2 separate regions of the Mus musculus genome follow, and region 2 is linked to region 1. A link is a loop called in an ENCODE intact Hi-C map of the cell type or tissue named here. Cell type or tissue: heart. All regions are shown on one strand. Each heading gives the region's core, and the rest is flanking DNA. Links, peaks and the distances in the headings are about the cores only.

What was found. A loop is a pair of places that touch in the nucleus more often than their neighbours do. Peaks named below come from ENCODE experiments on the same cell type or tissue, not always from the same donor. Only the 100,000 strongest peaks of a DNase experiment are listed, where the experiment ranks them.
Region 2: it touches region 1 in a loop (3-fold over the local background); 20 of 42 quality-filtered maps call a loop at or near these places.

The regions. Positions count from the first base shown.
Region 1 is chr1:91,091,506-91,107,154 of GRCm38, forward strand. It overlaps Lrrfip1 (leucine rich repeat (in FLII) interacting protein 1), which reads left to right. Exons shown (of 25, transcript NM_001310732.1): 11 at 97-162; 12 at 2,055-2,132; 13 at 9,072-9,107; 14 at 9,680-9,805; 15 at 11,742-11,813; 16 at 13,622-13,792. Among named protein-coding and RNA genes, the nearest start is that of Rbm44, 46 kb to the right of the region's middle. In heart, for the core only: a CTCF peak has its summit at 7,638 (motif pointing left); DNase peaks (open chromatin) are centred at 5,136 and 7,496; H3K27ac peaks cover 3,257 bases.
Region 2 is chr1:91,033,739-91,049,387 of GRCm38, forward strand. It overlaps a transcript of Lrrfip1 not described here. Among named protein-coding and RNA genes, the nearest start is that of Lrrfip1, 12 kb to the right of the region's middle. In heart, for the core only: CTCF peaks have their summits at 4,482 (motif pointing right) and 6,774 (motif pointing left); DNase peaks (open chromatin) are centred at 4,433 and 9,792; H3K4me3 peaks cover 195 bases; H3K27ac peaks cover 4,977 bases.

The sequences.
Region 1 (15,649 bases), core at 3,037-11,036:
CCTGGCACTTGTCACCCCTGCTAACCTTACCTTTCCCTGTGCTCTGTGTGGTCCTTTGAAGGAATGCCCCGTTCTGACGGTCTGTTCCCATCGCAGGCGTCCATGCTGGATGAGAGCAGCCTCTATGGGGCTCGAAGGGGAAGCGCCTGTGGTTCTCGAGCAGTAAGGCGCTTTTCATGTTTCCCATCATGCCTCACTGTGTGCTGCATGACCCAGGGGTGTTTGCTGGATGGTGACTGATGTCACAGGAGGAAACACTGTCTGTGTTTTCCTTTGTGATAAAGGTCATGGATGATGGAATCAGGAAATTTTCGCTTGTTAATTCAGTGTCCTCCTGACTCGTTGGTTTGTTCTAAGGTCAGGGGGAGACTGGCCTTAGCTGGGCATTGTCTGCTTCAATCCCCGAGACACCCGAGTAACATAGTGAGTAGTGAATTTCTGGACCTGAGAAAAGGAAACTGGGTTGGGGGGGACTAGACAGACCCTCAGGGTTGCTGTGACAGTGCTGATCCCACTTTGCAGGACTTACCACTGTCCCTGCACACCCTTGAGACAGCTGGTAGTTGCGTGTGTAGTAACCTCATCTTGACGCTCTGGGAGGAGTTTCCAGCCATCTTAGTCCAAATCTAGGAGGATTGTTTCTAACAGGAAGTAGAGACGAGCCCTGCCATGCATGTTCTCTTCTTCATGGCGGCACCCCTGTGTGGGCCTGTCCTAACAGTCTTCACTGGTCAGTGAGGTGGGGGTGGGATTCAAACTCAGAGCCTTCTGGTTCACATTAGCTCCCCATTGGCCACCCTGACTCCTAGGCATAGGTGACACAGGATGCCAGGCAACATGAGTGCGTCTCTTCCAAGGGGTCATGTCAGGCCAGCTAGTCAGAGAGCTGTTCTAAGGATCCTTAAGTGGGAGGAACAACATGCCATAGTCCCTGTGTCTCTGTATGTCCCACACCTGTGGGCAAACTTGTCTTTCTCAGGTGAAGAACTGTGATTGGTTAGGATGCCTCTGCAGGCCTGACCACGCTGGCCACAGCCTTTAAAACACCCGGTGCATTTTTTTAACCCTCAGTGACTGCTGGGCATGAAGATGACGTGAGGAATCTGCAATCATGGTCTAGCTGCTAACTTTCAGGAAGGTCAAATGAGGTCAGCTAGTCTGAGAAGGGTCCTCACCCAGGAGTCCTGGGCTGACAGGAAGCAGCAGGAGGCATAGTCTGTCACTACCGTGGCTAGTGAACGGCCAGTCATTTGTCCATTCACTCAGCAAGCCTGTCTAGAGTGCACTGGGCTTCATCTGCTCAGTGGAGAGTCACTGGAAACTGACTAGATGCGTGCCCTGCTCACTGGGGCTGGCTCTCTGGTGGGAAGACAGACAGACACAGACAGACTGAGAGCTTGTACTTGAAATAGGATCAGAAGCACCTTTGACGATCCAGAGTCATTGGTTCCAATGAAGATGATGCTTGCTGGCCTCTCAGCCCAGAGGTCAGTCCAGCATCTGTCCCAGGGCGCGTGGCTGAATACGAACTGTTAGAGGCTACAGCCTGGTGGCTGTCATCTTCCTTAATCAGAAGCTAGAAAGACTGAATGGCCAGGAAGACAGGTCCACATCCAGAAAACAGGTCCTCCCTGGAAAGGTGACAAAGAAGCAAGACCTTCCCTGCCAGCTTCCATCCTTACTCATTTCTGAGCTGGGATGCAGGCAGCTCGGGATCTCAAAAACTGCCACTACATATCCAGCAGGCAGTTTGGTGAACACATAAGATGTGGTACCTACCCAAGTAGGATGATGCTTGGTGTTTTCCTGCATCTCTACCCTGTGCAATTGTTTCTTATCTTTGATAGATGTTTACCTGAGCATGTGGCAGACATGGGCTTCTTTTCCAAGCCTGGTTTGTCCTCTAACCCTAACCTCTTTTTCCTTTCTGCTATGTGTGTGGCTAACCCCCACACTGACTGAAGTGTGATCTTGGTGGCTTTTGATCTTTTTGCCTCTTTGCTGACCCTGTTCCTTTGTTTCTATCTGTGCATCCTGTGGTGGCTCGGTGACAGCCCTCAGAATATGGCAGCCACCTCAACTCCAGCTCCCGGGCCTCTTCTAGGGCCAGCTCTGCAAGGGCCAGTCCTGTGGTAAGTATGCTTCCTGCCCTGCTGCCCTTCCACTTCCTTCCTTCTTCCCCTCCACTTCCCTGTTCTTTTCCTCTTGCCCCTACCCCTTATCCTTCTGTGCCTTAGAAATGACCACTGTCTTTGAAAACCAGCAAAAGATAAAGCTAGAAGCCTCTCGTTTTATTTCAGGTCTGGGATTGGGAAATGGTTTTGAGTTTAGAAGATGCTCTTGGGGGTAAGGGTATAGTCTCAAGGACTATAACAGAAGGGAAGTTATTCGTGATGCTCAGAAATGAGGCTTGAGAGGGAGAGTCCATGCTGGGCTGTAGCATACATAGACTGTGGCTACAGGTGTACATGTACTATTTTTTACAATTTAAAATTTTGGAGGCTTAACTCCGGAATTTAGCATGGCCTTTAAAGTAATGAGGTTATCAGATCAGACCCTGACAAGTTTTAAAGTACAAGCCTGGAAGTGTCTTGCTGTTCTCATTACTGCTTAGGTTACCTGGTGTCACATTTGCTCGAAAACTGCTTAGAAAGTGTCACTGGGACCCTTCTCTCCTATCTGTGGCTCACCACATGCCAGACATGGCAGAAGGAACCAAGGCCAAAGAACACAGTTCGTCACCCGATCGGTGGCTTCCTTTGAGGCTACTTTAACATTATCTAACCAAGGAATTATTTTGTGTATGGTTGTGGGATGTGTGGGGAGATATCTGCTATCTTGCTCTATTGCTGTTAACATAAATATTTTGGGACAGAGCTTCTCACCAGGCCTGGTTCTTGCTGATTTTCTGGCTAGTCAGCAAGTACCCGGAATACTCCTACATGGATGCTGGAATTACAGCTGTATACCACAAAGCCAGCTGCTGCCTCTACTGCTGCCGCTTCCTCCTCCTACTCTTCTTCCCCCACCCTCCTCCTCTTCCTCCTCCTCCTGCTCCTCCTCCTCTTCCTCTTCTTCCTCCTCTTCTTCCCTCTTCCTCCTCTCTCTCCTCTTCCTCTTTCTTCTCTTCTTCCTCCTCTTCTTCTTCCTTCTCCTCGTCCCTCTTCTTCTTTTTAAAATGTGTTGCTAGAGATTAAACTCAGGTCCTCATCATGCCTCATAGCAAATACTTTACCAACTGAGCCACCTCCCCAGCCCCTTGGTTTTTTTCTTCTATCCCCAAATGGCCTTGAATTCACTATATAGTTGAAGATATCTTTGAATTCCTATCCCGACTGCTTCCACATCCCAAGTGCTGAGGCTACAGGTGTATCATATGCACCACACCTGACCAGACAGTTTTGGCTGTGGTAGGGAGACACACCCAGGCTATAGCATCAGTGTGGGTGGAGGGAGGCCCACATTTTGAAAGCCATGAGTGGAAAGTGCAGACAGTCCAGGCCAATCTCTTTTGCTGGGCTCAGACATAAATACATAGTTTAGAACTCAGTTCCTGAACACTATACTGCCCAGGATTGGTTCCTGCATCCCAGAATGCAGCAGACCCAAGATACAGCACTTGCATAGATGAGCTCATTGGATTTGTTTTAGTGTAGAATCCTCTTTCTTGTGCGTAATAGTCAACTGTACACTTGAGGAATAAGTGGAGTGTTTGCAATCAAAAGAAGTTTGTAGCTTTACTTTCAAAGATTCTTAACAACACCTCCTCCACCCCACCCCACCCCACCCCACCCCACCCCGCTGCCCCAGCAATGACTGTCTGGGGTGGCTGATTTGTCATCACTAGGCGTGGCCCTTGGATTTATTTAAGTATCAAGATGAGGTCATGATGTGGGAATGTTCATGGTTTCTGTGACTGGAAAGACTGAAGTCAGATTCGGATCCTTTTGTTGTGTGTGCACTTTCCAGATCTGTGGAAAATTTACACACATGAAACAAGTTTGGCTGTTATTTCCTCACAGAGGCATGCATTGTATGTCTTGGTCTCTGCAGCCTGTGAGGCAAGAGAAGTGATCTCTGTGATGTGGGGAACTGGAGGTGTGGTCATACTTTCCCTTCTGTGCTACTGTGAGAAATGCATCAATCCAGCAGAGCTCTGTATTCCCTCCGGTGAAGGCTGCTAAGTCTGTTGCAGAGATAATCAGTAGATGTCCCCCCTCCCCTTCTCCAGTCACCTGTTTGTTTATTTGTTGCCCTAAAGATCTTTCGATCATTATTTCTGTTGTCATTTAGTGAGCAAAGGTCAGCGCAAAGATGTGTGGAAAACTGGCTGGCCTCCCAACTCAACCTGGCACCTCACAACAGCCAGGTACCTCCACACTAACTGGGGAGCCTCCTGGGTATGGTTCTCAGGTGCAGTGACCCCTCTGCAAATGCAGGGCAGCCTCCAGGAAATTCTTCAGTCAGTGGGAGGGTCACTAGCCTTTGCCAGGTCCCTCTCCCAGGCCTGCTCCTGACTACTCCTCCCTCTCAGGCAGGAAGACCCACAAGTCTGAACAGGAGCTTCTGGGTTTCTTCCCACCAGCAAAGCTGGACATGCTTCATTGACACTTTGTTAAAAGCCGATCCAAATTGCACACCCACCTTCCCAGTGCATACATAGCCCTGGGACACAGAAAAGCATTATGTTAATGCTGGACCTGAATCTTAGAAACAACAGGGCTGATTCTATTCTTTCTTTATGCTTTTTTAGGCACCAAGATGCTGGGTTTGTCACCCTCTGTCCTTGGAACAAACAAGGATACAGTGACCTCTCCATCCTGGCCTCTGTGGGAGACCCATGCAGTAGGATGTGCAGCAAGGCAGGGGTTAAAAGATGGAGTTAACACCACGTCACAGCTCCTGCTCCTGACTTGGGGCAAGTAGGCAGAAATAAACTCCTTCAGATGAAGTAGCCCCCTGAAAGGCATATGTTTTTGCTTGGTTTGAGCTGCCCCAGCCATAATAGGACATAGTTTTTGGTGTCCATATTGGTTCTTGGAAAATACCCCCGGCTTAGTATTTCACCAGGAGTAATTACCAGGAGCCAAAGACAGAAGAAAATGCAAAAGTCAGCTGCAGCCCTCAAGGCTTTGCATCTTGCATCTGTCAGACAGGAAGTGAGGCAGTGCTACACACTGGGGGCAGGGTGGTGCAACCGAAGAGTAAAAGTCACCAAACAAAGGAAGTGATGGTTCATTCCCCTTTAAAAACGTGAATATACCTCTGTGTCCATAGGCTACTGCAAGGGCTAAGACTAAAGGTTTGGGGCTCCCAATGATACAATTCTTAGGAGAGCCAAGATGCATCAGCCCGAATGTAAGTGGCAGGGGACGGAGTTCCACCTCATTCCAGCACCACTCCCCACTCCACTCCCATTCTTCTGTAACTCCGTCCCCACCTCCACTTAGCCTTTCCATCCTAATTAGTGTTAACTGTCAGCACAGCCTAGAATCACCTGAAACCAGAGTCTCAATGGAGTAATTGTCTTTACCATGTTGGTCTGTAAAAGATGATTTTAATTGCTGTAGGGGGTGCTGCCTACTGTAGGCGATACCATCCCTAGACAGTCCTGGGTTTTATAAAAAAGCTAGCCATGGTTCCTACCTCCAAGTTCCTGCCCTGGTGCCCCCTCTATGGCAGACTGTGTCCTGGGGGGTGCAAGCCAGATAAAGCTTTTCCTTCCCAAGTTGCTTTTGGTTGGAAAGCCACAGAAAGAAATGTAGGAAGTGCACACATGCGCGCGCACCCCCCCCCCATATTTTTCTCATGTTAATTGAGCACCTAGAATAGTCTGGTCATGAGTCAACAGTGTTAGGCAATGCAAACCTGCCCTCGCCCTTCATGGGATACACAGACTGGGCTAGAAGATGTTCATCAAATAAATAACATAAACATCAGTTGCACCTGCACGAGCCATGAGGGCAGGTGCGTGGAGAGAGGCAGAAGCTGGGGTTAGAGGATCTAGGCTTGAACCACAGCCAAGCAGAGCCAGGTGACACCTAGGGCATCCTCCTCATCTAAGCCCTACAGCCCACTGGAATCCAAGAGAGCTTCCACAGATCTGAAGCATCCTTCAGGAATGTCTCGGGTGGAGCCAGGACTTGCTGTCTTGTGTACTCATAGAAAAGTGCTGAGCTAGCTGTCTGCCCATTCGAATTTGAAAACAAAGACACCCCCACCCCCCCACCCCCCACCCCCGCCCCCGTGATTCATGTTGTCTAAAGAGGCAAGGCAGGGTCCAGGTGGAGAGCAAGCTTGCACCTATGGGTACGAGATTGGATCTAAAACCTATGGTCCACCAAGTATGGTGGCTCATAATGGTAATCCCAATACTAGAGAGGCTGAGAAAGGTGAAGCCTGATTTCAAGGCTACCTTGGGCAACGCAGTGAATCTCAGGCTACTCTCAATCCCGTAAACTCTGTCTTAAAAATAGAATTAGGGCCAGTGTGATGGCTTAGTGGGTAAAGGTACTTACTGTCACGCCTGATGAGTCTGAACCCAAAGTCTCACATAGAAGGGGAGACCAAGCCCCACTAGTTGCCCTCTGACCCCTCCCCAACATGTGTCATGTCATGCACACATACCCCAAATAAATAATACACAATAAAACCAAAAATCCCCACTCCAACAGTAAGCCCCACTGTTACCTGCATTCGAAGGGAATTGGTCCTTAAAACCGGTGCTCCCTGAGCAGGGTTTGCTGTGTCCCTTGTTTTGAGAGGGTCGTTGCAATGGGAGCCTGTTTGCTTTCCAGGGTCTTGCTGTGGCCCACCTGGGAGCTGGGACCATGAGGCTAGGTTCTCTCATACCCAGCTCTTTCTTGGGTCTCTCTACCTTCTAATGGTGACATGCAAGCTGATGTTTAAAATGTCATCATGTGATTCTCATCAGAAACCCACTGAGATGGTGCGGACTGGACTCACTGTGCTACCGTCTTCCTGTAGAGGACTTGGTTTTAGAAGGGAAGGAGTCTTTGCTCCCATTGAAGTTTCTTAGAAGGGACTTGTTTTTAGGAGGAAAAAAAAATTTAGAGGAAGAAAATTGAGACTAGTTCTTGCTCTGGGGCCAAGCATGGCCTCAGAGTCAAACCTTTCTTCCCCAACCTCTCACATGTTAGAATTACAGGCATGTGCCACCATGCCTGGTAAATTTTAGATGTCTTTGAATACACTTAGTGGCAATGATAAAAGACTGTGCCATCTGGAATCCTGTTAGTGGGGCATTACTCTCAACTGCGGAGAACTGGGGAATGGTGATAGAACAACTCAGTGGGTCACAAGAGTCCTATGACTTGCTTGTCCCTTGTGCCTGCTGTGGCCAACAGCAGCCCTTGAGCTCCACCCTTCTGTGGCCACCTTTGGTGGCCTTGTCTCCATGGCAGCCTTCACACCGGTCACGGAACAGCCGTGAATGTGTGCTGTCTGTTATTTTCAGAGGGGCAGTGACATGCTCAGAGTGAAGCATTCCGTCTGGGTTACTTATCTGTCCCTTTGTGTCTGGGGCTTTCTGAAAAGGGTACAGCTGTCTGCTTTCTGGGCCTGACCTGAGGCCAACCTAACCATAGACAGACCAGGCTAGACCGCCATCTAGTGGAGCCAGCGGGAATAGCAGACCTGTTGGGGCCCTTTGGGGCCCCTGGCTGTTTCAAAAAGGCTGACAAATAGATGCACTTTGTCAATTTGAAGACAAAACTAGATGCACTATATGCTGAAGGGTACATTTCATGTATCTGTGTTGAGAGCAGGAACACAGTTTTAGATTTTTCTCCACATGGTCTCTATATCCCCACCCCAAGTTTTCGTATTCTGCATTAACTATCTATGTTAGAGCAAAGACTTTAAAAAAAAAAAAAACTATGGGACATACAAACTATATTTTTCTCTCTATTGGCTTTTTTTGAGGCCTCCACATGCACACACGTGCTCCCAAACATGAACATGCATACACGAATACATACCCAAGGAGAGGGGAGCAGGGCTCTTCCATTCTGTAAATGCATACACATGTTCACAGTTGTGAACATTCATACATGTGCACACCCCCAAGGAAAATGGAGCAGGGCTCTTTAACTCTGCAGACAGTGAGATATGACTGTCTCAATCGGGGCCTGCCTTAGCATCCCCAGATTGTACAGTTAGGCCAGTGTGAACTTCACACCTGCTAATAACCCCACACATGAGCAGTGGCTAGCTGTGACTCCACTGGTCTGTGCAGCAGGGCCCCTGAGTCCTTGCCATGTGCTAGTTAGACTTGGGACACACCTAGAAAAGAAACGGGCATCGGAGGTGCCCACTGGTCTTGTGTTTGGTGACCATTTTCACTTGCTATTCATGTTGTCTGTGCTCTGTAACCTCAGAGCATGGTGGTTACCATTGTAAACCTGCACAGGTATCCACAGAGTCCCAGGCCACTCATATCTGTGAGTCTGAGATGCAGTGTCACTCCTCTTTTGGTGAAAACTCTTGGGGTCAAAGCTAAGAACTTCTGAACTTGGCATTAAGAGGGCAGCAGGTTCTGATGGTGTTTCAGCATGGTGCCTGCGTGACTGACTTCCCAGAGGCCCAGGAATGGAACTTGGTCTCATAGTAGATGTTGAGCAAAGGAAGGGATAGTCCTTAAGTCAGACTCAGCCTCTGTCCCCAAGACACCCTCTACCCCAGGTGTGTACATCCCTTGGGACCCAGCACCAATGCACACTGCTCTCAGCCTCCTAGACTGCTCCAAGTCCCACTGAGGCTTCTATCTGAGGGAAGGAAGGGCCCCAGAGAGGCAGGAAAGATGGGGAGAGCCAGAGTTTAATAAGAGTTTCTCTTTTTACTTTTTAAATTATAGCACAAGCTAGCGTTTCTTGATTTGTGCAGTTGGTTTGGACTTTTTGTTGTTGTTATTGTTGTTGTTGTTGTTGTTGTTGTTGTGTTTCTTTTGTTTTTTAGCATCAATCTCCAGATCAATACAGGTCTTTGAAATGATCATAGGAGTTGTAATTCAGTGCTTTGTAATATTTGACAGCTGTCCATTTCCCCCACAGGTAGAAGAAAGACCAGACAAAGACTTTGCTGAGAAGGTAAGGATTTCTGTAAGCCTCTGCCTTAGCTTAGTTGTGAAACGAGATGGTCTTGGGTGAGGCTGACAGGAACCCAGTTACTTGGTGCTTAATAAAGTAATCGAATGACAGAGGCTACTAAGAGGGCCACACAACATGATGTTATATCCCCAAAGGAGTCCATCATGAGTTGAAATATGAGGGACAGCGAAGAGCTCATGGCTAACCAGACACCAGTGAGACAGCTCCGAATGAACCCTCTTTATCACTAGCCAGAAGTCCAGTAGAGAAACTGAGTTTAAAAAAGGGTGCTCTGGGGCCAGAGAAATGGCTCAGTGGATAAAGTGATTGCTGCACAAAAGTGACAGCTTGAGTTCAAATCCCCAGCCCACATGTAAAAAGCCGGTGTGTTCACACGGACCTGTAGCCCCAATACTGCAGCTGGCCATCTAGCTCACCGTGCCTCACACACATGCTCATACACAAACATGATCACCTGTGGAAGCTAACATTGACAGAAAAGGTTCTGAGATGTTCAACCCGTTGGTAATTTTGGTTTTACCTAATCACATCTGATCTTCACCCCATTCCAGGGCTCCCGTAACATGCCTAGCCTGTCTGCAGCCACACTGGCATCTCTGGGTGGGACTTCCTCCCGGAGAGGGAGTGGAGATACCTCCATCTCCATGGACACCGAAGCATCCATCAGGGAAATCAAGGTAAAACACTGGGCTCACGTGTGACTTGACAGAACCCCTTGGACAATTAGTTTTGGATTTACAGAGACTTCATTTGTGAGGTTCAAGATCAGTCCCATCTCCTCAGCCTGCCTAAAACATGGTTTGTTCTCCTAACACTGGAGCGAGCTCAGGCAGCATCCCTGGGAGTCCTCCTCCAGCCATCATGCCGTGCTCTCCAGAGGCCGTGCCATCTTTCAACCCATGCTAGCATGTGGATATTTGCTTTTCATTAGACACTGGAGCATTCTGGTCCCCTATCCCCACATCCTTGTTCCAGGACCACAGAAATTGCCCATCCTCTAGCATCTTTTCCCCTTGCCTGGAGAGTATGCCCTCCCCTCTGTCTGTAGCATGCCTTCGGTAGACTCCATCACTGGATTTTAATGATGGTTTTTCTCTTAGCATAACGCAGGCATTATTCTCTGTTAAACCTTTGACACTGAGACTGGTGCCATGTGTTTGACGAGCTCCTCTGTATATTGGAAAGACACACAGCCCAGCGCCGTTTGTTAATTATTAGTACTACGTGTACTGTTAGGTAACTTGTGCAACTGTGTCCCAAACAGGGAAGGATTGAGGGCAGGTGACCAGAATGTTGTGTCCTTCAGAGAACAGAGTCAAGTCAAACAGAGGGTGTGAGAGGCCTGGATTTGTTTGGCTAATTTTGTGGGAGAGCTTCCTCATACTCAGGTCTGGCTCACAGGGACCCAGCTCCACTGGCGGTGACATTTGCCAGGAGGACAGAAGAGGGCCTGGAGCAGCTGCTGGTGTTCGACCTAAACTGCAGCTCCTGTGTTTTAGGAGGATATGGATTTTTTGTTTTGTCTGCTCCCCTAAAATACCGTGTACCAGACCTGAACATCCTCAGCTAACAGCACTGTTGTTTTCTCGATGGGCTGGAAGGGGGAGGGGGGAGGGGAGGGAATCGTTGCAATCCCATTTAGACTCTGCTCTTGGGCATGAATACTGTTCATTTGCCTGGCAGGTGTTTGCCAGGAGATTAGCTCAAGGCAGATACTCTCCCCGGGTACCAGGCACATGGAGAGAAGCAGGGTGGATATTGAGGTCTCTGTAACTGGGATGTGCTGGCCTCTGCCCCCAGAAGCTCACTGTCAGAGTTCTTTTGGTTAGTTGATGTTTAAGGTTTATTATTGTAATTGTGTGTGTGTGTGTGTGTGTGTGTGTGTGTGTGTGTGTGTGTGTATTTGTGCCACTTGTGTGCTGCCAAGGTCAGAGGAGGGTAAAAAGATCCCTTGAAGCTGGAGTCACAGGTGGTCACAGAGCCATCTGACTCGAGTGTTGGGAAGCAGGAAGAGCAGCAGGCTCTCGGAAGCACTGAGCCACCTGTCCAAGCTCCGCCCCCACTTGCCTGTTTTTTTTTTTTTTTTTAAGACTTATTTATTTTATGTGTATGGGGGTTTGCCTTCATGTGTGCCTGTGTACCACATGCACACCAGGTTCCCACAGAGACCAGAAAAGGGTATCAGATCTCCTAGAACTGCACTTGCGAACAATTTTGAGTCTCCATGTGGATGTTGGTAATTGAACCCAGGTCCTCTGCAAGAACAAGCCCTCTTCACCCATGAGCCATTTCTCCAGCCCCAACATTTTGCCCATTTTTTAAAAATGTATAAACAGTGCAAGAGACACCTAAATTTTATAACAATGTGTAAAAACATGTGAATTACATAAATTGTAATGTGTATAACACTGAAACTTATTTTTGCTTTTCTTTAACACCTAATAAAATACAGAAGGAACCATGCCTCCTACTGCCAATATGATGAACCCAGACATAAGAAAGCTACAGGGCTGTGTATGTGTGTGTGTGTGTGTGTGTGTGTGTGTGTGTGCGCGTGTGCGCTCTGCCAGTTCTCTCCTTTGATGTTGTTTGCCTTTTGTGCATTTCCTTCAGGAACTTAATGAGTTAAAGGACCAGATTCAGGATGTAGAAGGCAAATACATGCAGGGACTGAAAGAGATGAAGGTACCAGTTTGTGCAAGTGTGAGCCCATGACACTAACCCACCTTAACTTTAAAAAGCCTCACAGAGGTCCCATGAGCATGCTCACTGTGAAGGGCACCGGCTATGGAAAGTGTAGGGTCATGGGAATTCTAACATGGCATGCATCTGTCCCTGTCTTCCAAATGCAGTTTCTGGACACAGTGAGTCCCCAGTGGAGAAGGTGACAGACTCAGCCACCTGATATGGGATGATCCTTAACACCCTCCCACTAGGCTTAAAGCCAATGTCTCACTTTGAAAGCACAGCAGACAGACACTAGAGAGTTTTGCTTCTCTTTGCTCTCCACGGTTCTCACATACAAGTATCCTCCCAGTTTGCTGTGCTGAGCTCACTAGAGCCGCCCTAACGTACGTGCTTCCGAAGCATCCGGGTTACTGCATGCTGCCAACGTTTACTTAGGGGAACAGCATCGGAAGGTGTACGTGTGTGTGCACTACTCTCAGACTGTGAAGGACGTCGCCATGCCAAAAGGAAATGTCCTGTCCCTGTTCCTTAACAACGCTGAGGTGAACAGGTGCCACAGGGAAGCTGGTGCCAAGGCACACAGCAGCCACATCCAGGAGAAGCTCAAGACAAGTCTAGGATCGAGCAGTAAATACAGATCAGTTCCTTCTTTCTCGTCTTCTCAGAAAGGGCCCAAGAAGTCATCCAAACTCCATGGCAACATACACCAGACAGACAGGTGGCATAAGTCACATACTAATTCATCGTGTTCATAATCTAATTTCTAATATAATTTCTAGATAATAGAAAAATGAAGACCCTGGCCTTTCACTCACCTAAAAATGGAACCACAAATCAACTGGGAGCCAATGATACCACTTTGGGTTGTCATGGTGTATACCCATAGGTGGGACCAGTGCTGGAGTCCACAGGGCCTCTTCACAGCTCTGACCCTTGAGTTGGCAATCTCTTTCTTAGACTCTGCATAGTTCAAGCTGGTGACTGCCCCCTCTTGCTCTCCTGGCTTCACTCTCCTGACATTTAAATTTTAGAGCCTGCAAGAGTGAGAGCCAAGTTTGGGCACTGCCAATATTATCTTTACAGCCTCTTTCCCACGGCTGTCCTTTCAAACAAATGACCTTGGTCATTCCAGGAACTACCCAGTAAGACCTGTGCACCTTGTTTTATTTCCCATGAGTCAGAAATCTGAAAGGATCACAGCTCCTTTCCTGGCTCCCAAGCCTGAACCCAGCCCAGCAGTGGCTTGTGGCAGGGTTTTATTTCCATCAGTAACTGGCTCCTTCACATTGAGTAATGACTTCAGAAACCCACTGAGCTGCTATGGCCTGTGGTGGGAAGATTCTGGCTGCTGAATCAGTCGCTGGCTCTGCTGCCTTCCCAAGCAACCCCCGTGCCCCACATGCTTCCTTGTCTTAACAAGAAAAGACATTGTTGTCTTAGTTACTCCTATTGCCAACAAAGGCAACTTAATGGAGGAGGGGTTTGGGCTCACAGTTCAAAGATCCAGTCCATCGTGGCAGGGATGCCCTGGTCACAGTGCCTGTGCAGTTAGCAAGCAGAGAACAAGACGTATAGGTGTTCCCCTTCTCCTTCCTATGCAAGCCAAGATTCCTGCCTAGGGATAGCCTGCATTTAGGGTGGGTCTTCCAGGCTCAATTAACATAGTCAACAGGCAAGCCATAGGCTATACTTGTTCTTCCCCAACAGCTAAAAGGTCTTTGTCCCAAGGATGGGACAGTGTCTTCTCAATGGAAAGAGACTTGGTCTCCTTTGGCAATTTTGAAACACCATCCTGGTTTCTGCAGGACTCGCTGGCCGAAGTTGAGGAGAAGTACAAGAAAGCTATGGTCTCCAACGCCCAGCTAGACAATGAGAAGACCAACTTCATGTACCAGGTGGACACACTGAAGGACATGCTGCTGGAGCTGGAAGAGCAGCTGGCCGAGTCTCAGCGGCAATACGAGGAGAAGAACAAGGTAAGCATCACCCGCCTGCTGTGCTCATGAATGTAGGGGGACTGTATAAATACTGTGTGCATTACATTTTTAAGGGATTTTTATTTTTGTTAATTATGGCGGGGGGGGGGGCAGAGGTAGTATGTGCATGAGTACTCTGGCTTGTGGAAGCCAGAGGAAGGTGTTGGATCCCCGGGAGCTGGAGTTAGAGAAGTGGTTCTCAACCTGTGAGTCACGACCCTTCCACAGGGGTCACGGATTACACGTCCTATGTATCAGATATTTACACTATGATTCCTAACTGTAGCAAAAGTACAGTTATAAAGTGGCTGTAAAAATAATTTTATGATTAGGGGGTCACCACAACATGAGGAAACTGCACTAAGGTTCACAGCATTAGGAAGGTGAAGAACCCACTGGGTTACAGGCGGTGGTGAGCTTCCTGACATGGGTGCTGGAAACCAAACTCAGGTCAAATACCATGAGAACAATATTTGGGCTTAAAAGCCGAGCCATCTCTCTCCAGCCTGTGTTTATGGGTTTTTTTTTTTTTTTTTTTTTAAAGCAGTGATTCCCCACTTGTCTGGAAAGCCCAGAGATGGAGAGTTAGAACACTGTGCATTTGTCATACGTGTGGTAGCAATGCCTGTGATCCCAGCATGTAGGAAGCTGAGGTAGCTTGGGCTCCATAACAAGGCTCTGTCATCAAACAAAACAAAGCAACCCCAGAGGTGGGGGAGATAATTTTTGCTGCATAGCGGAGTTCAGGCATCAGCATCTCTGGAGGCACCTGCTTGTAATCCCGGTGCTGTGGAGGCAGAGATGGGGGATTGATCTCTGGTCTTTACCAGGTAGCCAGGTTAGCTTAATCGGCTAGCTCCTGACTCGAAAGGCCAAGGTGAGGTTAGAAAGATGGCCCAGGGCTTACAAATGCATACTGTCACGTAGGGGCCCATGTTTGGTTCCAAGAACTCATGTCAGATGGATCACCAGTGCCTGTAACCCCAGCTCCTGGAGATCTGATGGCTGTGGCCTCCACAGGCATCCACACACATGTGCACAGATCCACACACGTACACATAATTAAACAATAATGAAATAAACCTTGAAAAGGAAAATAGTCTAGATAAATAGCTCCTAAGAAATGATACCCAATCCAAAGTGAACTTCTGGCTTCCATATACCTGTGCACATAGTGTATGGACACATATATGCAAACACACAAATAGGCGCATATATATGTGTGTGTGTGTGTGTGTGTGTGTGTGTATACACACACATATACACATATATACATATACATACATATGCATATATATGCTTATAAAACTCAGAAATCTGTGCTCTTGAAATGTCAGTATGCATAGTTTCAATGTGCACACTATTTATTTGCATGAAAATAAACCACCATGAAAAGACATGTATTTAAAAGAACAGACATGCTTAAATAATGCACAAGTAGGTGCTTCCAGAATTTCATGCTAAAATCCATTTCCTGCCTTTGATTTTATGTCAGCTTCCTAGGGTATTAATTACAAACAACGAAGATTTTAGACAAGTCATATGTTATTCCTACTCATTTGGAAAAGGTAGTTAGTTATTCTGTTTCGATACTCACACCTTCTAAGCCCAGAAAAGGGCAGCTTTATATGCACTTCAGGATCCACTGGGACTCACAAGACAGGAGCGGTTTTGCTCTTACACACTCCCAGCCTTCAGCCCAGCCGTGAGGATCACAGCAGACCCCTAGAAAAAGACCGAAGGCTGTATCTTAGCCAGAGAGGACCTGGGAAACATTCATCACCTGCACGCTCACAGATTCATCTTAGAGGACACTGTCCTGCTGTCCTCTGTGGAGGTGTTTGTCCTCTGTGTGAG
Region 2 (15,649 bases), core at 3,760-11,759, 57 kb before region 1:
CACCACGACCACAGCAACTCTTACAAAGGAAACCATGTAGCTGGGGCTGACTGATGGTTCAGAGGTTTAGTCCATTATCATCATGGTGGGAAGCATGGTGACATGCAGGTAGACATGGTGCTGGAAAAGGAGCTGGGTGTTCTTCATGTAGATTGGCAGGCAGCGGGAAGAGAGGGTGACACTGGGCCTGGCTTGAGTACTTGAAACCCCAAAGCCCAACCCTAGTGACACACTTCCTCCAACAAGGCCACACCTACTCCAACAAGCCCACATCTCCTAATAGTGCTACTCCCTATAAGCCCACAGGGGCCATTTTCATTCAAACCACCACATATGGTATGTTTTTGTTTTTTTTTTTAAAGATTTACTTTATATCTAATTATGTATATGGGGGGGGGGCTGGCAGGGTATGTCCAACCAAGTGCAAGTACCTGCCCAGTCCAGAAGAAGACATCAGATTCTTTGGAACAGACATTATAGGCTTGTAACTTCCCTGATGTGGCTGCTGGGAACCGAATGTAGGTCCTTTGCAAGAGCAACATGTGGTCTTAACCACTGGGCAATCCTTCCAGCCCCTGTTGTTTTTGAGACAAGGTCTCAGTACGTAGCCCTGACTTGCCTCACACTCATAGTAATTCCCCTGCTTGTGCTTCCTGAGTGCCGAGATTGGAGGTACGTATTACCATGGCCAGCCTTCAAGTAGTATTTTAAACTTGGTTTCCTTCTGATGAGGGTGAGAAGGTAAACACTTTACTGTATATTGAAATAGATCCTACAGAGGCCTAAAAGTGGAGGTCACCTGTTTTTAAATATCCCTTTAGATTAGAGTCTAATCATAATCTCTCAGACATCCACTTTTGTGCTTTAAGTTTTGCCATGGAAATTTTAAGGCTCGGTGTCTTTAATAAAAAGCTTCAGTTTTTCAGTTCCCCCTAAAACATGATGAAATTCTCCCATAATAAAAGGGAAGTGCTCCAGAGACTATGACAGCCTGGACAGCACAGGACTGAACCAGCACAGGGCTGAACATGGGGGGCGGGGGGGGGGTCCTAAAGCTAAAAGGAGAAGTAGACAGGCGTCCCCAGTCCTAACCTGATGCAATCTCCAATTGATAATCACTTGCAAATGAAGACTTAGTTTTCTCCAGGGGAGCCTCTGGGGGGAATGAACCACTGTTCATGGCAGGCTACATGCCCAGCATGGCAGGCTACAAGTCCAGCATGGCAGGCTACAAGCCCAGCATGGCAGGCTACATGCCCAGCAGGAGATGCCCACAGAGAAGGAACTCAGGGTCAGCTCTGCAAGCCCCTTGTCTCAAAATTCATGTCAGGGCTATTCCTCTTTTAATTATCCTATTTTAAAATTTTTTTTTGTTTAATATATATCTCTCTTCTCTCTTCTTACCTTATAGGTCCTTTGCATATAAATTATAGCTTCCAGTTTAATGTTTTTTTATGGGATTCCTGAGTGTGTTGTGTAAATGAATGGGGCTCTGCTTCTTGTGCCTTATCTTGGGCTCTTTTCCTTCTCTTTGTTTTGCCTGATTCCCGTGGCTTAGTTTTTGTTTTTATCTGATTGTATTATATTAATTTTATTATTATCTCACAGAAACCTGTTTGTTTTCTAATGAGAGACAGAAAGGAGGTAGATCCAGATGGGAGAGGAGCTAAGGAGAAGCTGGGAGGAGTAGTGGGAGGAGTAGAGGGAGAAGTTAGAAGGAGGAGGAGGAGCTGGGAGGAGTAGTGGGAGGAGCTGGGAGGAGTAGAGGGAGGAGCTAGAAGGAGGAGGAGGAGCTGGGAGGAGTCGTGGGAGGAGCTGGGAGAAGGAATAGAGGGAAGGGACACCATAATCAGGATATGGTATGTGGAAAAAAAAATCTATTTTCAATAAAAAGGGAAAGGGGGACATGTTCAAACTCTTGGATGAGAGGCAGCCTGATTGACACACTGAGTTACTCTCCATGACACAGTGAGGGTGGGATCACATCCCTGCCGTCAATGGCTCTGACATGAATCTGTTGATCTGTCACCAAGTTACCCAGCTGTGAGTAGGTCTTCTGTCATACAAATATGATTGAATTGTTATACATTACTATGGGAAAGGGAAACCTCCAGACTCACTCTCCATGAAATTATCTACTAGCAGTCATTGTAGACCTTTCTGCCAAGCTCTGAGAGTCCCCAGGACAATGATGGGCAGTCCTGGCAGAGCTCAGCATAGCAAGGCAAACTCTTCAGTGACACAGGGGGAGCTAGACTGAACCCAGTTCTCTAGGTCACACCCTTCAAAGGCTCCAGATAGAGCCTTCTCCAGCTCCCACTCCCAACACTGCTTAGACCCCACCAGGAAGGGGAATACTTGTCTCTGGTCATGGTGTATACCTTGGCTATCAGTTACCCAGTAATGGTTTTTCCTTAGTTCTTGGCTTCTCAAAGGGAGGAATTTGAGTTAGAGACACAGATATGAAGCACAAGACTGTTTAGCAGAGCAAAGTGATAGTCCACTTTAGAGAGATTAGAGCAGTCAGACCCTAACCCTGGGGAGCAAGCTTGTGTGTTGTGTATTTACAAGAAGTTCTTTTTTGTTTGTTTGTTTTTGTTTTTTGGTTTTGTTTTGTTTTTTGAGACAGGGTTTCTCTGTATAGCCCTGGCTGTCCTGGAACTCACTTTGTAGACCAGGCTGGCCTCGAACTCAGAAATCCGGCCTGCCTCTGCCTCCCGAGTGCTGGGATTAAAGACGTGCGCCACCACACCTGGTTTACAAGAAGTCCTTTACTTATTTACTTGTGTTACATTATTTTATGTGCAACGCACACATGCACACATGACCCTTCCAGAGTCACTTCTCTTTCTCTGTCCTACCTTCCTCGGGATCAAACTCAAGTCATCAGGCTTGGTAGCAGGCACCTTTATGGGCTGAGCTACTTCTCTGGCCCCAAAAGAAGTTCCATGACTATTTATAAGTCAGGTGGCATATTCACAGGGTAAGATAATCCTATCTCCTCCCAAACCATGGTAGACTAGATCTTCCATTTAAGGTACTTCTTCCCATAATTCTCTTGAAAAGTCTCAAAACCACAAAGCAAATCATATTATCCAACTTTTGAGGTCCCTGGCGAATGGGAAGCATCTGTTGACTGTGTTTCTGATAGAGAAGGAATAGCCTAACTGTAATTTCAAGGATGGTTAACCATAGGGGGCATCCTGACTGACAGGAAGATACAATTTCCTTGGCTCCCTCACATCTGACTTCCTACCTAACCAGAAGACATAAATACCAGACTTTCAGCATCTTTACTTGGTTTCCTCTCATCTAATTTCTTACCTACTGGCTCTCAGTGTCATTCCTATATCCGTCATTAACATTCAGTGTGATGTGTGACAGTATTTGTGGTAATAATGTCCGTATTTGTCTATTGAATAATTGACCAGGTCGGCTGCATAAGGGAGCGCTTTAGTCATTCTGAGCAGATGCACTAAGACCTGAGGAAAGACACTGGCTGTGGGGTGCAGTGGCGTGGTATGAATGGAGAAGCTACTCTGGGGATGAGCGGAGAGGGAGAGGATGTAGGGGACAGACTGAGAGTAGTCTTCATATCTGCTGCATGTGGCCACAGCCGTTTGTGTGGGCTCTGAGTGGTACCAGCCACAAGTATCACCTCCGCTTTCCTGTGATCAGCCAAGCCTCTGCAGTTGTCTCTACACAGCCTCTTCCTCCTGGTGAGGGGAAGAATAGAGTAGCTACACACAGCCTTCTGAGTTGGTACTGGATAGTAGCACCCTCTGTGCTCCAAGAAAGGTGTGTAGGAAGAAGACCCTGGGAGTGGAGGGATGGGAGCTTGCTTTGGACTTTTGTGGCCTTTGAGATACCTTTGGGACTTCTGGGCCAGGCTGAGGTACCTGGCTGGCGGCTGCTGAAGCTCCTAGAATTTAGAATTAGGAAAGAAGATCTGCATGCAGTGTCATCTAGGCCATGTTCAAAGCAGGGCCGTGAGAGCCCAGGGGACAAGAGCAATATAGGAATCTACTCCGCAGAGCCCGAAGACTCTGAAGCGCTCCGAGTGGGCCTGGGATGCAAAGGCGCCTACCCCTGTGCTGTCTTTCTTTGTCAAGTTCAAAAACAGGCATGCTGCAAAAAATACAGGAAGGCTATTCCAAGCCGCGTGCAGGAGTGATTATAGTGATTAGCAGGAAGGCACGATTTTGCAACAATTACTCATAATTTTTCTTGTAATGTGTTCCTGAGACTAGATCTCACACTCTGTCCCAGCTAGCATGGAATGTGCTGGGTGGTCCTGATTGGCCATGGACTTGTTACATTACAATCCCCCTACCTCCTCCGAGGTTGCTAGAGTCAGTCAAACCTACTAAGCACTTAGTTACTAAGCACTTCTGCTCCAAACCCTTCCTCCTCCCCCAACTCCAGCTCTGGGCAGCCTCCCTGCAGTCCAGCCTCCCCCAGAGGGCTCTTCTAACCTGACACTAGAGGGCAGAAGAGAATTGCCCAGCACAGCTTCATGCTTCCTGCTTCTCGCAGCGTTGCTCTAGCAATGGGGAGCTCGGTCGGTTACCTCTCTAGTGTTTCACATCCTTCCAATAACTTTTTTTTTTAATATATATATATTTTTTTTTATTAGGTATTTTCCTCGTTTACATTTTCAATGCTATCCCAAAGGTCCCCCATACCCACCCCCCCAATCCCCTACCCACCCACTCCCCCTTTTTGGCCCTGGCGTTCCCCTGTACTGGGGCATATAAAGTTTGCAAGTCCAATGGGCTCTCTTTGCAGTGATGGCCGACCAAGACTTGGAGTTTGTTCTCAGAGCCTGGTCCACTCCATGCTCCTGGGGTCCAGTTACTCAAGGCTTGTCTCTAGCCTTAGCTGTTTCCAAAACACTGCCTCTGCTTTCCTGGAGCCTTTTGCCTTGGGCAACCAAGCTGCCTGCACCTGCTCACTCACCTCTTTAAAAATAGCTCCAGGGCTTTCTTGTGCTGACTAGACAGTGGTTGTTACACTGTGTCAGGATTGAAAAGATACACTTAGTAAGTCTCACACTTCACAAGTACGTTTGCCAAAAGTTTGCAAAAGGATTGGGTGTAACGCCGTTTTGTTTTGTAAATTAGAACATTATTCGGAAAGGGCCCCTTGCCTCCCTAAGGAGCCAGAAGCATCCTAACACAGGCGGAAACAGGCAAGTACTAAAAACAGCTGCAGCCTAATTAATTAATTGCAGTTTCCTGTGGTTGGTTTGTTTTTCTTTTTCTTTTTTTTCCTCTTTCTCAGAGAAGGTTTGGAAGTCTCTGGAAACACACAGGAAAGGTTTTTCCTTCCAATTTTTATTTCTTCTTTTTCAAAGAACAGGACGGAGGCAAATGAGCCTTGTATTACATCCCTCTTTTAAAATAAAAAAAACCATCCTCAAGCTCATAGAAAATATTCGAGAGAAAAGGCAGTGAATGAATCCTACCATTCATCAAAGCCCTCCCTCCCCTCGGGACTCAGGGAAGAAGAAAGACCCAGAGGCAGATGGAGGACTCCTAAGTCTTCCAGACGCAAACAGGACTGATAAGCATGTGAACTCACAGAGACTGTGGCAGCATGTGGACCTGCCTAAGTCAAGCCAGACAGGGTCCCAGCGCTGAAGGGCACTCATCTTAACCAAGAAGCTGGCTCCAATTGATGCATGCTTGCAAAGGAGTCTCACCAGATATACAAATGACAGTTACGGGGAGGCCCAGTGCCCAGCAGTAGATGGCCAACTCAGAATGTTTCCTGTTCTCTCTCTCTCTCTCTCTCTCTCTCTCTCTCTCTCTCTCTCGTCTGTTTTGGTTTTGCTTGTTTATTTTCTGAAGAGAGAAAGAAGGCATGAAGCTGGATGGATGAGGAGGTTGCATCCTATCACAGTCTTATCATAAATGCCATTGCTCTGTGTGTGTGTGTTGCTCTATCATCTATGGCATATGCCTTTGAGACTGGGTTTCTCACTGAATCTGGAGCTAGGCTGGTGACTAGAAAGGGCCAGCATTCCTCCAGTCTCCATGTCCATTAGTGTGGGGTGACAGGCACCCTATAGCCTTGCCTTTTATATAGATTATGGGACTTGAACTTGAGTCCTCATGCCTGTGTACCGAGCACTTCTGCCCACAGAGCCTTCTCCACACCCCATCATTGCTTAATGAAAGAAGACAATGTTGATAATCTCTTCCCCTGGCTGGGGATATAGCTCAGCATTTTTCACAAACTAGGTAAGGGATGGGGGTCTTCCATCCTTAGTCCTCGTCTTCAAGTTAAATTGGCAGTTGCCAATGTGCCACACCAGCTGGCCACGCCCAGTTGGCTGTTATTTCCCTGGTGGTGGTAGCCTGAATATGCACATGGAGTTGTCAGTGAGATTCTGCTTTTGGGGATCAGCTGTCCAGAGCCAAGAGGTTGGCTCCCTGCACTCTCTGAGCACTTCTCCCCCACAAGATTTCCTAGTTTTTTCGGTGGCTGATTTCATCTGGAATCAGTTGGGATTCCACCATCCTCCCCCTATTTTCTAGGGGAAACCTTGCCTGGCTTGCCTCTTCCTCTCTTTGTAATGTTAAATAAACAAGAGTGTGCACTTGCTTTTTAAAAATAGTATTCCTTAAATTGTGACGAAATAAGCACAACAAAATTCCACCATCTTTCCCGCATCCATTGTCTTCTTGCACAACTTAAAAAACATCGGCTTCCTATTTTCTCCTCACCCAGCCTCTGCCCCAACAGTGCCACCTTCTGTCCCTGAGACTCTGACCACCAATGGGACCCTGGCTAGGGTGTGACATAGCATTTTGTGCTGAGCAGAAGAGGGACCCTGGGCTTGATTCCCAACAACCCCAAACCAAAATTAAAAACTTCTTAGAACCACATGTAACTGCAGCCATGCGATACTTTACAGACAGACCTTAAGGTCCTCGTAGTGTGTACAACTTTGACCTCCAGGTTCCTTTCTAAGGCTAACAGCATCCCGGTCTATGGACCATCTGTTCTTCATCTATCTGTGGATCACACCCATCTACAGCTTTTGCATTTAATGTGACCTCTTTGACATTTTAATGTGGGTTTCTTGCCATTATAGAACCTGATATTATTAAGCCCCCTCCCTTATTTCTGTTTTATCTCTGTGCATGCCTTATTGAATCTCCTGGAGTTGAATATGCTAAAATTAGAAATTAACAAGAACAAGAACAAGATATTAAAGAGTTGGGCATTGTGACAAAGTTCTGGCCTTGCAAACCTGGTGATCTGAGTTCAGTTCCCCAGACCCACAGTGAAAGGCAGGAACCTCCTCTACCTATGGAGGTTGTCCCCTAACCTCCATAGACATGCATGGTGTGGCAAGAGCATCTGTCTATGCATACGTGATGTGATGTGATGTGTGTGTGTGTGTGTGTGTGTGTAGTTTCTGTGGGTGTGAGTGTGCTGTGTGTTTTAATAATCACAGACCATTAGAATTAAAAATTCAAGTGTTTTCATTTTTTTTCCAGTCTGAAATGATTATGTCTCTATGTAACCTCCACCCCACCACCCCCTTTGAAAACCTCTGCCAGGCTGGGGAAATGATTCTGTGGATAAAATACTTGCCCAACAAGCGTGAAGATCAGCGTATAGATCCCCAGTGCCCCTGTAAAGCCATGTGGGTGTGGAGGATCCGGTTCCAGAGCTCTGCAGGTGGAAAGAGGAGCTCCCCAGGGAAGGCTGACCAGCTAGACTGGGTGAGCCTTCCAGCTCTAGGTATGTTGAGAGACCCTGCTTCACTCTGTAACTGAGAAAGACAGTAATGGAGGAAGACATTGGATGTGAGCCTTGGCACTCCACCTACACACATGCACTGATACACACATGCACTGATACACACATGCACTGACATACACACATACATGCAAATGTCGTACACAGCCATCTGGGCTGTGGGGGTGTCTCTTCACCCGAAGGGGGAAGTTATGAGCTCCTGAGCTCCTGTTACCCAACCCCATTCTTTAGAAACACAGTCATAACTCCTTATCTGGCTGCCGATGTCCAAGAGTGGCCTTTGAGATTGCATCGCCACAAGGAAGTGAGGTGCCTTACCAAAAGAAACCAGCACAAAGTTCAGGCCTCTTACTCAAGAAAAGCAGTGTGGTTAGTCCACTGGAGCCTGGAGCCTTGACTGCAGCTCATGCTGAAGGTCTGTGTGTGTTTCACCAGCTCACAGCACTGCTGGAATCGGGGCTCCCCCAGTTTGGGGATCTGAGCTGAGGGCCAGACAGGAGCCTCACTGGGTGTGGGGGGAATACGGTGCAGATTTGTCTGGGACACAGGTTACTACCACATCCTTTGTAAGTTGTGTCTGGCATAATGGACGCAGATTGAATTTTCCTTCAGCTGCTTTGTGCTGGAATAACACAGACCAACTGGCCTCATGTGTACTTATGCCTTGTTATATTTATAACAACAGCTTGTCTGGTCCTTGTAAACCCTGTGAACTAGGTACCATTGTTGTTCCCATTTTACAGACAAGGGAACTGAGGCATACAGAGAGGTCACATAACCTGCCCAGAGCTAGAAATTTCCAGCAAGTGCTGGTGGCCCTAGGATCTATGCACTTTCTTTCGGACCGCAGTGCCCCTCTGCGGAGCACAGAGGCAGCCTAACTTCAACTGTCCAGTGACTCGTCGACTCAAGGGTGGCTTCCTTTCCAAGTTGCTTCAAGTGTTTCTCTTTTACTATTCAAAATTAGATCTTCACCTTTCAGCAAGAGTGTCTTGTTGAGAGACATGTAATTTGTTTTCTTTCGGGAGCCTGAGTACATGACTCTATCTGCCAGGTCACCGATTTTAGATGCAGTTTAATTCTGACAGCTCCAAAGTCTTGTCCTGCCTTGTTACAGTGCCTATTCTAGCTCTCAAGGCCACTGTGTCCTTCTTGTTCATAAATTGAAGAGTTTCTACTTAAAGAAAAGAGGTTGGGACTCTTAGCAGCTTTAAAACTGTGGCACCAGAGTTCCGAATCTTCTTCCTCAGTAACAAACACTATGATAAAACTATTAATCCATCCCTGAATAATTTATATGTTTATCTATGAATATAAATAATTTATAAATATGATGAACTGCAAATAAAAATCTCAGCTTAGAGGGAGGGTTGGTTAAAGCTTAACAGAGTCTCAACTCAATCTAGAAGAAGAATGCAGCCAAGACATGTCTGCAGAAGAACAGGGAGGATGATTTTCAATTGTATTGTAGCTGCTAGGCTCTGCTCAGTCTCTCCTGCCTTTATTCAGATATTTTTGGTGGGCCCTTTGCGGCTTCTGGGATGAAGTTCGAGCTCCTGGGCATGAGGATCTGTAAAAAGAGCCGCCTAACAGTATCTAAGGGAGTCACAGAAGCAGCCAAATGCTTACATCTCTGCATGTACCTAGGGCAGCCTGCTATTTATCCCACATTTCCTTTTGGCCGCTGTATGCAGACATTGTCAGTCATAACTTGTTCAGAAACTGAGACACCAGGCTCTGGAAGTAGCCCAGGGCAACGGCAGCCTTCTGGGCTTGAACAATGGCAGCTGCCTGAAAAGGTGCCAGAGCTCCCCCAAGAGCCCCCAAGGCCTACAGAAGCTCACATCCAAACTGATCATGTGACATTGGATTTGTTGACAGACCTCACCACCACCACCACCTCGCCACCCCTCCCCCACTCTCTCACCTGAGTGTTATCAGGTCCCTACTCTGTCTGGCCCTCCCAGCTGTCCCATGCTGTTAGTTAGCATTAACTCAGAAAGTAACCGCAGAACAGGACTCCCAAGCCTGACTGCCAAACTCTATGAGGAAGTTTGAGGGCACCCCGGAGTCTCTGTTAGGGTGCTGGACTGAATGCTCAGCCGCTGTTCTCCAGTCAGGCCTTGCCTGAGGTGCCAGGAAGCTAAGCCAAAATGTCCGACTCCTCACTCCAATCCTCTATCAGCCTGCTCCGTGAAATCACATCCTTAACTTCCACGGCCTTGCGGAAGGCTTGGGAAATCTCAGTTCTCAGCTCTCTACCCTAAGCCACCCCTTGCTGGGTTCTCAGCGAGTTGCTGGCTTTCTGTCTCTTCCTGACAACAGCTTTGCTTTGGAGTTCATACTCCACGTAGGGTAGAACAGCAGATGTAAATGAGGTCTTTTGCCTCTCCACCCTCTCCAATATAGTTATGTCTAGCCATGGCTGTGCAGGACCCTGGCACCTCTGTAGAGACTAGGGAGTCAATGTCCTCCCACACTGTGGGTATTTGGAAGTAAATGTGGCTCTCCTCTATATCAGGGGTTCTCAACTGAAGCCATATCTAGAGACAGTCTGGGTTGCTGTACTGAGATGGATGGAGCTGCTAACAACAACAACAAGTCTTTTGACCATCAAATGTCAGTAAGGTTGACCTTGGGAAAGCCAGGTCTCCCCTTATGCTGACCTCCCCAGAGTTCAACACCCATACAACATGGCTGTGCTCCTGGAGCAGGACGCCTGGGAGGGGTGCCTCAGACTCTAAATAGCTGCAGTTAGACAAGATGGTCAGAGGAGATCCTCCATTTGGAAACCCTCCTGTGGGCTCGGGGCCACGCCCTTCCATTATGCAAAGGCAGCTGCCCCAGTGAGCCGGGCAGGCATAAAGGTGACGTGGTCAGGAGTAGCTATTTGATCTCCAGTTTTTCCAGAATTTCCACTCCCGTGCCAAGCATGCCTCTCCAGATGCGGTTCCCTGTCCAAGAGCTCAGGAGGCTCACCTAGAGCCGTCATCTTCCAATGGTGAAGTGATTCCCCTCTGCGCCAAGTCTCCTCCACAGACATCCAGTTCACAGGAGCCGGAAAGGTACAAGTTAATGAGTTTTCTGTAGTCTGGTGGTTTTGACTCGCCTGAACTATAATTTCAGGGCCAGAGTGCAAGAGGAATCCTTATGGAGTTGACTGTGGGCCTGCGCTCATAGGAATCTGCTGAAGTGGGCTCAGTCTGTTTTCCTTTGGGGGTAGATTTTAGGGATGCTATTTTAGGTGTGAGAACCTTCAGCTGAAGGCTACACACATATCTTACTTTTCTGTAAACCCTTGACTCCATCTTCAGGACCCTTGAAGCTCCTTGGTTGCTATGGATACCCTGTAAAGTCAGATTATAAATGAGCTCCTCCATCTCCCGTGCTTCCTCTCTGAGAAGGGCACTTACCAATCTCATGTGTAGCCTGGTTGACTTCTACATAGCTCGGGTAGGAAAGATTTCCTCTGTGACCTGGATTTTTAAGGAGAGTCTACATATTTTCTAGATTGTTAAGCTCCTAGGCAGGCAAACTAAATAGGACTTGGACAAACACGTATTACTTCTTCTTTTTTTTTTTCCTTTCTGTTTTGAGATAGTTGTTTTTTATTCCAGCTACAAGTTTTTAATTTACTTCTTGTCCTTGGGTAGTCTATTATCTGATGAACACAACCCTGGGCAGAAAAGCTTGTCTTCCCATGCCACCGTTCGCTGGGGCTGAAATACCTTGAGTGGACTATTCTTTGAGCAGAGATAGCTGCTTTTTCCTCTGCCATCAAGTTGACCTAATGGGCTTTATTTTAGAGCCCGTGTCTATATGGCAGAGGAATACATAGGAGAGTTTAGTAAGGCTTTTTTTCAATACTTTGAGAAAAGCATTGGTTGGTATTTGCAGTACATTGTGTCCATGAAAAGCAGAACTGGCTTTCCCTGGAGGTGTTTATTAGATGTTTGGGTCTTACAGTGAAAGGGACGTATTTCTGTGATAGCGCTGGCCTGGCTTCAGGGGCCACCAGTCCTGAAGGATGGCTTGGAAGAGCACACTTCGCTTCCCACACACTTTGGGGGGTGGTGAACTTGGAGTGAAATGGTTTAGAAATTATATCCAGTGGCTCCTCCGTCATCCCATGCAACTTGATGGACTTGATAGTGCTCCCCAGAAAGGATTCTCCTTCCCAGTACTGGCAATGCAGTGACCCGCTGGCCAGTTCAGATCCCTGACAACTCTTCCATTTCTGACCTTCTGCCCCTCTCCCTGCCCCAACCCCATTCAAGTAGAGCCTTTCTCAGACCTGGTAGCTCCTGTGTCTGTGGCTTTCCTCTGTGGGCTCGCGCTCTCTGTCAATCTTCCCTACAATCCCAGCTCTGTCTTTTCTTACTCTCAGCTTTCAAACAGACTCAAGTCTCTTTCATCCTTAAGAAACTACGGAACCGGGGACTGGGGAAACGGCTCCGCAGTTAAGAGCACTGGCTGCTCTTGCAGAAGACATGGGTTTGATCCCCAGCACCTATATGGTGGCTCACAGCCATCCATAATTCCAGTGTCAGGATATATGACACCCTCTTCTGGCTTCTGCAAGCGACAGGGACACATGTAGTCCATAGCCATCCACATAGCCAATATACCTACATAAAATACATTTTAGAAAACCCTCCCTCTAGCCCTGCCTCTCTCCCAGGCTTCAGTCCTAGGCTCTAACAGCAGACCGTGGTAATCATTGTTTTTCTATTTGCAGATTAAAGGCTTTCTCAACTTTGTTCTCTCTGCTTCCAGGAGACACCTCTGTTTTCGGTTTAACTACCCCTTCTCTGCCTTGGCTTGTTCCTTAGCCATTAAATGTGGGAGTTCCAAATTACTCGTTCTCATTTCATCACTGGCCAGTCACTGTCGTCACCTTTGACTGGCTGGTGCTTTGTGCTAACGTATAAAAGTTTCTGTTCCCTCTTCCTGAGAGAGAGAGAGAGAGAGAGAGAGAGAGAGAGAGAGAGAGAGAACAACAGAACAAAATATTTAAAGATCAAGGAACTGGATGGACATGGTGACTCACATCTGTAATCCCAGCTCTGCGGTGCCTAAGGCAGAATGATTTCCACAAGTTCAAAGCCAGCATAAGCCAGGTAGTTGCAGGCCAGTCCCCTAGGCTACAGAGTGATACCATGTCTGAAGAAAAAGGGAAAAAAGAACCTAAGAGTTCACAATAACCTATGAAAAACCTCCCTTTTATTAGGAAAACATCCATTTGTCCATCTGTCCTTCTGTCCACCTACATATCAACTATGAAGTGACTTGATGTTCTGTAGGGTCTCAAACTCAGGTTTCTGCATCAGATGCATGAAAGAAGGGATGAAAGGGAGGAGGCCGTGACTACTCCCAAGGTCCAGGGAAGATTTATGTTATAGATACAAGGGAGAGCATGGCCAGAGGCAGAGACACCTGGGAGAGTCCGGAGTGAGCAGGACCCTGAGGCTGACCATGTGAGAGAGAGGGGAGAAGGGAAGGGAGAAGCTGGAGCCTGGGAAGGTAAACAGCAGACAAAAAGGGCTAGGTAACCAACATGGCTGGATCATCTAGCAAAGGGCAGCTCTAGGAGGGCAGCCCAGTCCCTGGGCTGGGGAAGTTTAGAGTAAGGGGCAGGGTATGCCAGCTACACCCTGTAACACATAGGGACTGAGGGATGCTGGGAGATCCTGGCAGCCTGGTCCACTTTGATATGTGAAATAGGCATCTTAGCCATTTATCCTAGGTTTGAGACCTAACATGTTCCAAACAATGAAAAGATGAAGCCGTTAACCGAGGAACCCACGGCAGCCTGGTTGGGGGAGGGGCTAAATTAACACTGAGGCACAGGGCAGCCTGAGCTTGCATGAAGCCCAGCCCAGGAGCTGGTTGGCACGCTAGCAGCCAGCTTGCTGTGGTTCTCTAGCTCTTCAGTTCTAGAATCATCTGTCCACTGGAGATGCCAGGAGCATGGGTCGTAGGCTAAGTGTACTTTAGTCTGTGGGGTGCTGGCTTGGGGTACTACTCATTTCAGACAGCACGTGGAAGGAGCCCATTCTCCCATTCAATGGTACTACTAGCAATGTCCCTAGTATTCATGGGAGATTTAGCTTCCACTCTTACCATAGTATGTTCACTGCCATGCCAACAGCTTTAGATGGGTAGTGGGTTATGTTGGGGACCCTATGTCTGGTGGGGTGACAATCTGTAAGAGGTGAAGAATGAAACTCAGCCCAGTACCATCTTTGCAGGTGCTGGGTGATACATAGCCTTCCAGACACTGAAGGTTTACATTTCTTATACATTTAAGGACTTGTGACCTGTGACCTTTATGATAAGAATGAATTCTATTGGCTGATAGACAGAACTCAAGCCTGGAGCCTAGAGGACGGATCTGTGACAAGCTTAGGGATAGATTTATTGGCGAAGGATGCAAAGTATATGGGGTGTCTTTCATAGGGATGGATTCCTATTGACTGTAGGATCCGGTCCTAGTGATGCTCAGGAAGTTGGGGGGATTCAGGCAGAGGCTGAGAGTCACCAAGTTGATGGACCACTTTCCCAGGTGACTAGGCGTCATTCATTTCCTTCCGATGAAGAATATAGGCCCGCGTGATTGACAGTCCTGGGTTCTCCAGTGCCTTTTCTAAGCTGTGCTTTCTACAGGTTTACTGGTTCAAGTTAAGTTCAGGGAGATAGTCAAGGGCTCACTGAGTCTGATGAATGACTGCTCCCAAGTGAGGTCCTTTGGGTGTCTGGCATGAGTTACCTCTGTGTTGGGGGCACCTCTGTGCCATACAGCATGTTGGGCTTGTGCCATGATAAGATATTCAGGACTTACAGCAGGATCTGGATTTGAAACCTGGCTCCCCATGTCTGTGGACCAGTCAAACCCCTTGTATATAATAGTAACTTTTATTCTTCTGTATTTATTGTCATCTCCAAGGCTTACTGCCTCATTCTGGTAACCTAGGCCTAGTCCTGGAAGCTTCTAGTCTCCGTATAATCTAATCTAGGCCTAGAATGTTTTCTACCTCTGGGATTTTACTGCTGAATAAACTCACTCTTTCTTGTTGTTTCTGAACTTGGACTAGCTGGCTTAACTCAGCTGTTCTGGCTCAAACCCGTCTCCAAACTGACTGACTCAATCTGGCTTCTCTTTTAGCTCTGCTTGCCTCAGACTAACTCTAGCAATCTGTTTTAATCTTCTGGCTCCCTCTCATCCTCTGGCTCGTTCTATCTTCACCTGTGTCTAGCTTGTTCTCTCTGCACCCTGTCTCTGTAAAACTCTCCCAGTAAAACTGCCTCCTTCCCTCTCTCTGCACTGGAGTTGGGCATGTCCTATTGTTCTCTGATTTGTCACTCTGTCACACAATTTAGATATCACTTTCAAACATGGTGCTTACCTCTCCAAACCAACTTTACCTTCATTGTTAAAGGTGAATGCTAAGGACATGTCTGTATTCTAGCCAGAGGGATTAAAGGTGTGTGCTAAAGGCTGAGCCACACCATAACTAGAAACAGGTATTTTCAGTAAGTAAAACAGTCTTGGGGTTCCCGGTGTGATTAGATATCCTGCAGCACTTCAGTAAACCTCAGTGTTTTGCGAACGGAAGGCGTCACACCAAGCCTGGGTGATGGCCTAAACCCCAGTTATCATAGTATATAGTCCCAGCTATGGCTTCTAGGGAATTGTCTAAGGATCCAAACAAAGCAAGAACATATATGTAGACCCATTGTGTGTGCAAGCCATTGGAGGTGTTTGTTCTATTGCCCATTGTCGATGGGGCTGGTGATTCATGTCTGTGAAAAAGAAACACCAGGGTTGTGATGGTGAGAAATTATTTTAAGTTGGTTACCTGATTAATGGGAG